Linked DNA regions of Homo sapiens: region 1 is linked to region 2. A link is an interaction called in ENCODE POLR2A ChIA-PET data of the cell type or tissue named here. Cell type or tissue: OCI-LY7. All regions are shown on one strand. Links, peaks and the distances in the headings refer to the core of each region. The heading gives the core; the rest is flanking DNA. Region 1 overlaps INCENP (inner centromere protein). Region 2 holds the start of MIR6746 (microRNA 6746).

Evidence for each region. Peaks named below come from ENCODE experiments on the same cell type or tissue, not always from the same donor. Only the 100,000 strongest peaks of a DNase experiment are listed, where the experiment ranks them.
Region 1: POLR2A ChIA-PET joins it to region 2 with 5 read pairs; 3 of 35 experiments call an interaction of 5 or more read pairs at or near these places.

Annotation. Positions count from the first base shown.
Region 1 is chr11:62,136,375-62,141,736 of GRCh38, forward strand. INCENP (inner centromere protein) reads left to right here. Exons shown (of 19, transcript NM_001040694.2): 5 at 1,458-1,509; 6 at 2,339-2,396; 7 at 2,514-2,631; 8 at 3,860-3,911; 9 at 4,330-4,447; 10 at 4,539-4,670; 11 at 5,126-5,137. Among named protein-coding and RNA genes, the nearest start is that of INCENP, 15 kb to the left of the region's middle. In OCI-LY7, for the core only: no CTCF peak of the experiment used is centred there; no DNase peak of the experiment used is centred there.
Region 2 is chr11:61,877,871-61,883,232 of GRCh38, forward strand. FADS3 (fatty acid desaturase 3) reads right to left here. Exons shown (of 12, transcript NM_021727.5): 2 at 2,171-2,281; 3 at 1,442-1,639; 4 at 876-977; 5 at 642-764; 6 at 285-345. It overlaps MIR6746 (microRNA 6746), which reads right to left and starts at 408; the gene lies at 346-408. RefSeq lists an enhancer at 1,297-2,006. In OCI-LY7, for the core only: no CTCF peak of the experiment used is centred there; DNase peaks (open chromatin) are centred at 2,381, 2,811 and 3,771; H3K4me3 peaks cover 3,497 bases; H3K27ac peaks cover 3,898 bases.

The sequences.
Region 1 (5,362 bases), core at 148-5,147, 260 kb after region 2:
TTTAGATTTAGTAAAATTAGGACTTTTGCAGGCGCAGTGGCTCACGCCTGTAATCCCAGCACTTTGGGAGGCTGAGGCAGGTGGTTCACTTGAGGACGAGTTCAAGACCAGCCTGGCCAACATAGCGAAACCCTATCTCTACTAAAAATATAAAAAATTAGCTGGGTGTGATGGTACATGCCTGTAATTCCAGCTACTTGGGAGGCTGAGGCACCAGAATCCCTTGAACCCATGAGGTGGAGGTTGCAGTGAGCTGAGATTGCGCCACTGCATTCAGCCTGAGTGACAGAGTGAGAGTCTGTCTCAAAAAAAGAAAAAAAATTAGTACTTTTTACACCTTCATCAAGGACATTCCTCAGTGAAACTGGACATCTCTCCTTCCCGTGAGTGTGTGGTCCGAGGATAGTGTTTGATGCTCTGGCCTTGACTGGGGCTGAGGCTTCAGCAGCTAGTTCCTCATTGCTTTTGTGCCATCAGGGCAAATGTCAACATAGTGAAAGGGAAAGTAACATTTTAGTATCATAATTTTAGTATCATGATTAGTTACGACCTCGTGGATCCCCCATGGGTCTCAAGGACGTCCAAGGGTCAGAGGATGCAAGCTGAGAACCACTGGCCTGGACATCCTCCTCCTTTGTAAACTCCTCCAGGCCAGCTCAGGTCCCCCCATCATAGGCTTTTAAAATTCTCTGCTCTGGACCAGGCGCAGTGGCTCACGCCTGTAATCCCAGCACTTTGGGAGGCCGAGGCGGGTGGATCACTTGAGGTCAGGAGTTCGAGACCAGACTGGCCAACATGGTGAAACCCTGTCTCTATTAAAAATACAAAAATTAGCCGGAAGTCGCTTGAACCCAGGAGGCAGTGGTTGCAGTGAGCTGAGATTGTTCCACTACACACCAGCCTGGGCAACAGAGCAAGACTCCGTCTCAAAAAAAAGAAAAAAAATTTCTCTGCTCTGTTCCACCATTGCCCATGCTGGTGTTGTTGATAGGACTATTTGATGATTGTTATCTAGACCAGATGGTGGTTCTGTTTTGCTCACCATTGGGGTCCTGGGGCCTGGCCCAGGTCCCAGTACACTGTAGACACTTGATGAATATTTGTTGACAGAATAAGCTGCTTTGTGTTGGGCCCCATGCTGGGAGTTTGGGGCCTGGAGCTGCAGCAAACATTGTCCCTCTTCTCGAGATATTCCCAGCCCAGTGAAGGTGCCCAGCCGTGCTCTCAGATGGGCATGGGAAGACCATCTGGGAAGCAGCCGGGGACATGAAGCCAGCAGCTCCGATAAGGACACTAGTATGAGTGCTGAGGGGAGGGTCCTGGGCATGGTGGGGGCTCCACGGCTAGTGATGGGAGCAGTGGCCAGGCCCTTGCTGGAACCCGGTCCCCTGGACCCCTTAGAGTGGGACCTGTGTGGTCTCTGATGAGATCTTTTGTGCCTTTCTTTTCCCCCTCAGGTCACAGTTACCTGGAGAGGCTCCTGAATGTTGAGGTGCCCCAGAAAGTTGGGTGAGTTCAGTTCCAGGGCTTCGGAGGTAGGCAGGGCATACCAGGACAGGGAGCCAAGGTGAGCACCAGGGCTGGAAGCAATTCCTGGGCTGAGTCTTCCCCACTGAGCCTTGACCGCCCAGGAGCTGCCCCGTTTTCCCTGTCTGACCAGGCAGTGAGTGATGTGGGTGTTGGCCACCTGGTCTCCTTGCAGCACCCGTCAGCGTTGCTGGTTGCCTGGCTAGACCTGACCCTGGGGCGTGGGCTCCAGAGGTTGGGGGTGAGGCGGGGCTGCCAGGAAGAGCTACATTCAAACTGGCTGGGGTAGGATAGGAGTGCTCCAGGATTACACCCAGTGCTGCTTCGGGCCAGGACACAGACTCCTTTTCCTGGAGGCCGTGTCCTGCCATCACTAAAACCAGCCCCCTCCCTCCTTGCTGCAGAGCAGAGGGTTTGTTCTTGGGACGGGGAAACAGGGTGACAGGGCAGACCTGCTGGCCTTGCCAGCCCCATGGTGAATAGAGAACAGACCACAAAAGAGATGCAGCTCACCTGGGCCCAAGAGGTGGAGGCGGAGCTGAGGACAGGGCTCACATCCTGAGACAGCTCTGTGGTGGGGTGCCAGGGAGATGAAGCCACATTCTGAAGCTGACATCCCTCGTCTGTCCATGGAGCCATTGCCGGGAGCTGCCATCCTCCTATCCTACAGGGGGCTGTGGGTTCGTGGCCCTGGCCAGGGCACCTTGTGTTGACCTCTTGGGTCCCCATCCCTGGAATGGTAGAGGGACTCCCTAGGGGGAGGGCTTGGACTAGCTGGGCAGTCCCCTCAGAGTCCCTCTTCTGTTTTCAGTTCTGAGCAGAAGGAACCCCCCGAGGAGGCTGAGCCTGTGGCGGCAGCTGAGCCAGAGGTAAGACGGCTGCCTGGGGAAGGGAGGACTCACCTCTGGGGCTCCCGCTCTGCACTACGGCCATCCTGGGCCTTGGGTTCCAGGTCAAGACCCCTAAAGCCTTGGTTCTTTCCACAGGTCCCTGAGAACAATGGAAATAACTCGTGGCCCCACAATGACACGGAGATTGCCAACAGCACACCCAACCCGAAGCCTGCAGCCAGCAGCCCGGAAACACCCTCTGCAGGGCAGCAAGGTGAGGCTTCCTGACCTGCCGTGTGCAGTGCCCGGAGCCACAGCGGGCCTTGGCGGCCTCGGCCTGACCTTCTCTCTGGGGATAAGGAAGCCCCATTTTCTGGGCCAGTAGGCTAAAGAGAAATTAAACCTGGGGGTGCAGAGATCCCTTTTGAGTCTGTAGACTTCACCTCCCACCGTTGGGCTGGAGCTGTCACTGAGTGCAGCATGGGGGGCTGTGGCTGGTTGGGACAGGAAGCAGAGGAAGGGGCTGCATCGGGGTATGGATATGAAGAGGCCAGGTCAAGGCCTTGACCTTGACTCCAGGGGCCAGTGGGAAGAGCTGTGGGCTGGGGATTGAACACCCCACCTGGCCTCCTGCTTTGCCTCCCCCGCCAGCTCCTTTCTGACCTTTGTATGTCCATCCTTGTCTAAAGAGGGCTGGAGAGCAGTGGGTTTGGGAGTGTCCCAGGGTCCTGCTCACATCTCCCTGAGAAGGGTGCCTCTCTCTGGTGGAAAGTGCACTGTAGCTGTGAGATCTTGAACACGGCCTCCTCCTCTTTACGACGTGGTCAGGGACAATGGTCATGCCAGCCCTGCAGCCCCAAGGGCTGCTGTGAGGAACTTTTGGAGTAAGGTGCACCTTCTCCTAGCAGTGAAACAAAACAATACTGACCCTACACCCTCCATGTTGACCCTGCAGCGGGAGCTGCCCCCTCCTGCTGTCAGGGCCACACCAGCTGCATGGCCCAGGAGGGGTGGAATTTAGAAGCTGTGCAAGGGGCTTGGAGCTCCTGCTTCTACAAGGCGTCCACACACTGTTCTTCGTGTCAGAGGTGGGTGGGGCACGTCTGGGGCTGCCGCCTCGACAGGACCGTCCCGCCCTGCCTTGCCTATCATAGAGCCAGGCACTCGCGGGGAGGTGTTCGTGAGCTGGGGGTAGCCAGGCCCTGGCATCTGTAGATTTGTATTTTTAGTAGAGGCCGGGTTTCACTATGTTGGCCAGGCTGGTGCTGAACTCCTGACCTCAAGGATCCGCCCACCTTGGCCTCCCAAAGTGCTTGTAGATTCCTCAAGGCTAGTCAGGGTTAAGGCTGATATGTCTGCGTTTGGCCACCCCGGAGCTGCCAGGAAGGGAGCCTTGCCCACTGCCAAGGCTGCTGCCCAAGGACCCCTTCCCCCTACACCCCCATTCCCACCCTGCCGCCGCCATCGTTTCTGCAGCCTTGCTGAAATTGCTGTCTTCACAGAGGCCAAGACGGACCAAGCAGATGGACCCAGAGAGCCACCGCAGAGTGCCAGGTTTGCATCCGGGAAGGGGTGTGTAGGTAACTCTGAGGGCCCTGGAGGATGTGGCCTTGTGTCCTTGCTCAGGGAAGGTGGATGTGTGCTCAGGGGCTTCAGAGCCTCTCTGCTGGGGTGTGGCCTGGTGTTGTGACTTAACCAAGGAGGCAGCTCCATGCTGTGGATGAGCGCAAACCTGGGAATAGGGCGACCCGATTGTTGACCCCGTCTTAGTGTGGTCTCCTGGCCATGTGACCTTGGACTGTTCACCTCCCTTCCTCTGAGTGGGCAGCAGAGGGTTGCTTAGGCTCTGCAGCCTCTTTCAGTCTAGAGGCCTGTGGCCTGGGCCCGGTATTGTTCACCGGGGTGACTTTTGATGGGGTGTGGCTGGGCTGTGGCGGGCTGCCCTGTGATGCCGCCGCCCGCGCCTTGGCAGGAGGAAGCGCAGCTACAAGCAGGCCGTGAGTGAGCTGGACGAGGAGCAGCACCTGGAGGATGAGGAGCTGCAGCCCCCCAGGAGCAAGACCCCTTCCTCACCCTGCCCAGCCAGCAAGGTGAGCCAGGCACCTGCCCTCTCCTGGAGCCCTGACCCCCTTCAGTACCCTGCCCCGCCTGCCCACTTCTGACCCTGGTCCTCGTCTGCAGGTGGTACGGCCCCTCCGGACCTTTCTGCACACAGTGCAGAGGAACCAGATGCTCATGACCCCGACCTCAGCCCCACGCAGCGTCATGAAGTCCTTTATTAAGCGCAACACTCCCCTGCGCATGGACCCCAAGGTGAGGGGCCTGTGCCCAGGCCGGGCTTTGTGGGAGCTGGGCAGTGTGGCTGAAGGTCCAGTCTGTCCTGTAAGATACTGGGAGTAGTGTGAGCCTGGGCGGAGGCAAGTGTGGCCTGGCACTGTTAGGGGCCGGTTGAAGCCTCTGTGGCCACCGGCTGTCTTGACCTCTGAGGGCACTGTCCTGCACTTGACCTTGTGGGCTCTGGACTACAGCCTGGAGGCTTGGCCGGCTCAATGTGAGCCCTGGGGATCTGTGTAGTTAAGGTGAGAGGTACTTGTGGACACCTCCACCACTGGGGTGAGGGTTGGGTGACAGGAGAGGCGGTGGGGGTGCTGCTGGCAGGAGGGCAGGCCCCACGCAGGCTTGCTGGCACAGCTGGGCATGTGGCCTGCCCGGCAGGATGCTCCCCGGCCTGGCATTAACTCTTGCCTTTTCCCTTGTCTCCTCCACAGTGCAGCTTCGTCGTAAGTAAAGCCTTTTCCTGTCGGTAACCTCGCCCCACCTAGCACTCACCCGCTGTAGCCCCTTCCCTGCGTAGCTGACAGCACCTGTAGATGCACTAACATTGTAAGCGGGAGGGGAGCCTTAGGAAGAGAGTGGGACGGTGAGGGGTGCACTGGCTGGAGGCGCCCAGCAGTTCTGGGCCCCAGCGTCCTTCTCTGCCCTCCCTGCCCTTGACTCTGCTCTTA
Region 2 (5,362 bases), core at 259-5,258:
TCTAGTGAGGGCAAGAAGAAATTCTACGTGGGGCTTGGGGAAGCTCCCAGCAGGGCTGTGATGGCCCGTGGCTGCAAGGTGTCCCAGGCACGGGAGACAGCTGGGGCAAAGGCATGCTGCTGGGAGAGTGTGTACAGACTGCAGAGGCTGGGAGGATGCCATGACCAGGGAGACCTGACAGACGTGCCCCGCCCCAGGAAGTGGCTGGGAGTGGTCCAGGACAGCAGGGAGGACAGTGCAGGCCCAGGCACTCCCCCACCCCAGAAGGACAGATGGACACTCACTCAGGAAGAAGTACAGGTGCTGCTGGTTGTAGGGTAGGTATCTGCGTTTCTTCTTGCCATACTGTGGAGACAGGCGGCGGCTGGAGACAGCAGCTCTCCAGGCCACCTCCTTCTCCCGGGCAAGGTCACGGGGCTGGCTGGGGCCAAGGGTCAAAGGCAACTCTAGATTCTAGCAAGCGGGCTGGTCGTCCCCAGCAGGTTGGGAGGTGGGAAGGAAAGACACGGGGGCAGAGCTTGGCCCAGCCAGAGTGGAGGCCAGATCAGGGGCTAGGTCAGGGGCAGAGTGGGGACCCAGTGCATTAGCTCCCCCTCAGCTGCAGGCCCAGCCAGAGGTTGTCCACGTCCCTCCCCACCCACCTCGACGGATGACTCCCCCAGGAGGAAGACGGGCGCCACCGTCACGTCTGGGTCTTTGTGGAAGATGTTGGGCTTGGCGTGGTGCTGGAAGTGGCGGAAGTTCCACCAGTGGGCGGAGAAGCCCTGTGGAGGAGGAGGGGGCTCTCAGGGCAGGCTGTGCCCCCGACTGTGCCCACACACTTGGGCAGACCCAGCGCCACCCAGCACCTGGCTGACCACCCACCCCACCCTCACCTTTAGCTGCCCCATCACGAACTTCTGGGCCACGTGGTTCCACCAGGACTTCTTGAAGATGGAGGCATGGCCCAGGTCATGCTGCAGACACCAGGACTGAGCCTGGGGAGAGAGGCAGGGTCAGAAGCTGTTGGGAAGGACGGAGCCCGCCAGGGCCTGGGGCCCCAGTGAATCCTTTCAGCTTGCAGGGTACCCCCGTGCTAATGCTCCATTTCAAGACCCTTGTGGGCCAGTGTCCTCTTTTTACAGATGAGAACTGAGTCCCAGGGAGGTGGAGGGGCTCGTAAGTGTCATGAAGCTGCAGGGCAGCAGCCTCTGGCTCAGTGGCCCTGTGCTTGATCGGAATCTGTTCAAGAAGGAACTTCTTGGCTCATCTGGAATGCAGCTTGACCCACAGACATGCCTGATGGGCCTTCAGACTGTTCACTCATTCATCTGTTTATTCATCCATTCATCCTTTCATAGGTCCATTCATTCATTTAGCAAATATGTTCACAATGCCCAGATGCATGGGGGCCCACGTCTGTTGGGCAGTTAAGGTGGCTGCAACACAGAACTGGGGTCACCTGAGAGATGGCCAGGATGAAGGCGGCCAGGGCACTGGGCACCCAGCCAGGACCCAGGAGGTAGATAAGGAGCCAGGCCAGCACCTCCATGGCCAGGATGTGGCCCAGTAGGAAAGCAAAGAAGGTGGGACTGGCATCAAACAGCTTCATGTCCTCGGCTGCCTGGTGCAGGGCTCGGAAGTCCTCGACCAGCTGCGCCTGCCATAGCAGAGGGGCCGATCAGCCAAGGAAGAAATTCCTCCCCACCCCCATTCTCCTGGAGCCCCAGCCGCTCCTCCCATCGCCAGGCCCAAGGGGTGTGGGCAAAGAGGAATGAAGTGACAAGAGTACCCAGCCCGGGGTGTGAGCTGGAGCACTGGCTGGTGGTGAAGCCTCCTCTCCCTCCCAAAAGGTATGGGGTGGGTAAGACGCTACAGCCAGGAGAGAAATCAGTTCATCAAAATCCTCCTTTTGATGGGGACACTGGGCGACAACAGGGAGGGAGCTTGCCTCGGGATCCAAACGGGTGCCTGGCTAAACCAGATCTGGAGCCCTGGACTTCTCAGGGCATCCCTACAGCTTCACTTTCAACTGCCTGCCCCCTGGGAGGGGAGGGCAGGCTCAGCCCTGGCTCTGCATCCCCTTGGGCGAATGCCGAGGGAGCTGCTCCTGGCCATGTGGCAATGTCTCCCAGCCCTCCAGCCATCCCCCTCCCTCAGGGGCTGAGCCTCTCCTAGGGCTCTGGCTCACATTCAGGGGTCCATCCTGGCTGGGTTCTTCCGGAGCCAGCTCTCCAATCAACAGGGGCTGTAGGAACTTGCGCACAAAATTGAGATCTTGATGGAAGGCACGGAAGGCATCCTGAAGGAGAGCAGACAGTCAGGCGGACAGACAGACACAGCTGAGTAGCACAGCGGCAACCAGCAGAGACAGGCGGAAGGACTACGGATGGATGGGCAGAGCAGACGACAGGCGGACAGGAAGTCAGCCGGCTGATGAACAGTCAAAGACATGGGCCCTCCCTGGTCCTCCCAGGGCCCCAGGTTGTCCTGCTTTTCACCCATTGCCTGCTGTGCCCCATCCACTTCACCCAGCACAAGGGCCCCTCTCTGAACACGGTCAAACATCTGCAGCTCTGGATTTACAGAAAGACCTCCCGGGAAGACTTTGATTTCTTGAACCACGAAAAAAGGTTCTGCTTTTCCAAAAAGCTTAAGTCATACAAGTTTCCACTGCATGTAGAATAAGATCTGGGTCACGAACATTTGATTTACCCCGTTTTTATAAACATAAGCAGTGGGTGAAGGGTAGGTGGGAAAACCTGGAACTGAGGACCACTGGGTCACGGGGCGGGGGGATCAGTCAAGGGCGACACACATTGAGTCCTTGGGGGTTTGCAAGGAAGACACTTGAACAGTTAAACTGATTTGACTTACAAAGCAGGAAGCAGGAGCACAAAACATAATTTTTTTTTTTTTTGAGACAGTCTTGCTCTGTTGCCCAGGCTGGCATGCAATGGCATGATCTCAGTTCATTGCAACCTCTACCTCCTGGGTTCAAGCAATTCTCCGGTCTCAGCCTCCGGAGTAGCTGGTCTCAAACTCCTGACCCCAGGTGGCCAAGCTGGTCTTTAACTCCTGACCTCAGTTGATCTGCCCACCTTGGCCTCCCAAAGTGCTGGAATTATAGGTGTGAGCCACCGCGCCCAGCCTAATTTTTTTTTTAAAGTAAATAAAATGGGCCAGGCATGGTGGCTCACATCTGTAATCCCAGCACTGTAAGAGGCCAAGGCACGAGGATTGCTTGAGGCCAGGAGTTCAAGACCAGCCTGGGCCACATAGTGAGACCTTGTCTCTATTTTTACAAAAAAGAAAACATCATAAATAAAATGAATAATCCAACATTCTCGCGATTCTGTGTAATAGCTGGAGTGGGGGTGGAGTACGATGCAGGAGAAGGAAGAAAGAGTAAAGAAAGGGGGTGAGAAGAGAAGACAGACCAGGAGAAAGATAAGGGCCAGGGAAAGAGACCAGCCAGGAAGTGGCCCAGAAGTAAAGTAAGCTTGAACTTCACACCTGGGCTCACTTAGCCTTCCAGGTCTGCCTGTGGTCTTGGTATTGTAATCGGCTCACTAATTGTTCACAGCTCTTGGACTGATTTTTTTCCTTGTACTTTCAGAGGCTTTCTCTGAATGGGCTAGCCAGAGCCATACAGCAGCTTATAGAACCAGTAGCTGGGTGGTGTTGTCCCCATGGGTCTGGAGAAGGGAGGCCTCCCAGTTGCTAAAGGAAACACCTTTGAAGAAAGCTGACTGAGGACAGGGGCCTCCTATTGTCCTCTTGCTAATGAGCCTACCAGCTGGTGAGTCTTAAAACGGAAGTGACAGCGGGCCCTGAAGTCACTGCCAGGACATTCTCCTACCACCCTGGGGGAAGAAAGCACTTCAGGCCCCTCCAGCACCCACTAAGAGGTAACACCTACATGATCTACTAGGGGTCCCCTTGCCTGCTTTTATAGGCCCAGGGCAGCTTGGGGACTGGGGGGCTGGTAGGGTGCCCCTTCTGGAATAACCTGGGCTGACTTGGCTCACTCATTACAGAGGAGGGGGCTGTATAAGTGCAGATCTCACCCCCTCTGGACATGAGTCTTGAAGGAGGGGCAGCAAAACTGGTAGAAAAAAGGGCAGAGGGAAGGCTGGGGGTCCCCAGGAAGCTGTCTGGGCCCCCAGCTACCTGCAGAGCTGGGGCTGGTGTACAGGGGAGCTGGGAGGGAAGAAGACTCTTGGGGTTCTACTGACCCCACTGGGTGTTTTTTTTTTTTTTTTTTTTTTTTTTTTTTGAGATAGGGTCTTGCTGTATCGCCCAGGCTAGAGTGCAGTGGTGCAATCATGGCTCACTGCAGCCTCAACCTCCCGGGCTCAGGTGATCCTCCCACCTTAGCCTCTCTCGTAGCTGTTAGTACAGGTGTGCACCACCATGCCCAGCTAATTTTTTATTTTTATTTTTTGTAGAGATGAGGTTTGCCATGTTGCCCAGCTGGTCTTAAACTCCTGGGCTCAAGCAATCCACCCACCTCAGCCTCCCAAAGTGCTGGAATTACAGGAATGAGCCACCACGCCCAGCCCAGAAAAACACTGAAAAATTTTTTTGAGACAGGGCCTCACTCTGTCACCAGGCTGGAGTGCAGTGATGCAATCACAGCTCACTGCAGCCTTGAAATCCTGGTCGTAAGTGATCCTCCCACCTCAGCCTCCCCAGCAGCTAGGACTACAGGCACATGCCACCATGTCTCATTAACTTTTGAATTTTTTTGTAGAGTCAAGGTCTCACTATGTTGCCTAGGCATGTCTTAAATGCCTGACTTCAAGCGATCCTCCCACCTCAGCCTCCCAAAGTGTTGAGAGTACAGGTGTGAGCCACACCTGGCCTCTAATTTTTTTATTTATCTTTTATTTTTTGAGACAGAGTCTTGCTCTGTCGCCCAGACTGGGTTGCAGTGGCATGATCTCGGCTTACTGCAACCTCCACCTCCCAGGTTCAAGAGATTCTTGTGCCTTAGCCTACTGAGTAGGTGGGATTAGAGGTGCAAGCCACCACACCAGGCTAATTTTTGTATATTTCGTAGAGTCGGGGTTTCACCATATTGCCCAGGCTGGTGTTGAACTCCTGAGCTCAAGCAATCCTCCCGCCTTGGCCTCCCAAAGTGTTGGGATTACAGGCATAAGCCACCACGCCCAGCCAATTTTTTAAAAATTGTAGTAAAATATACATGAAATTTACCATTGTAAGCATTTTTAGGTGTCCAGCTCAGTGGTATTAAGTGCATGCACAGTGTTGTCCAACCATCACCATCATCCAGCTCCAGAACCTTTTCACCTTCCCCAACTGAAACTCTGTCCCCATTAAACACTAATTCTCCATTCTCTCCTCCCCCTGCCCCGGC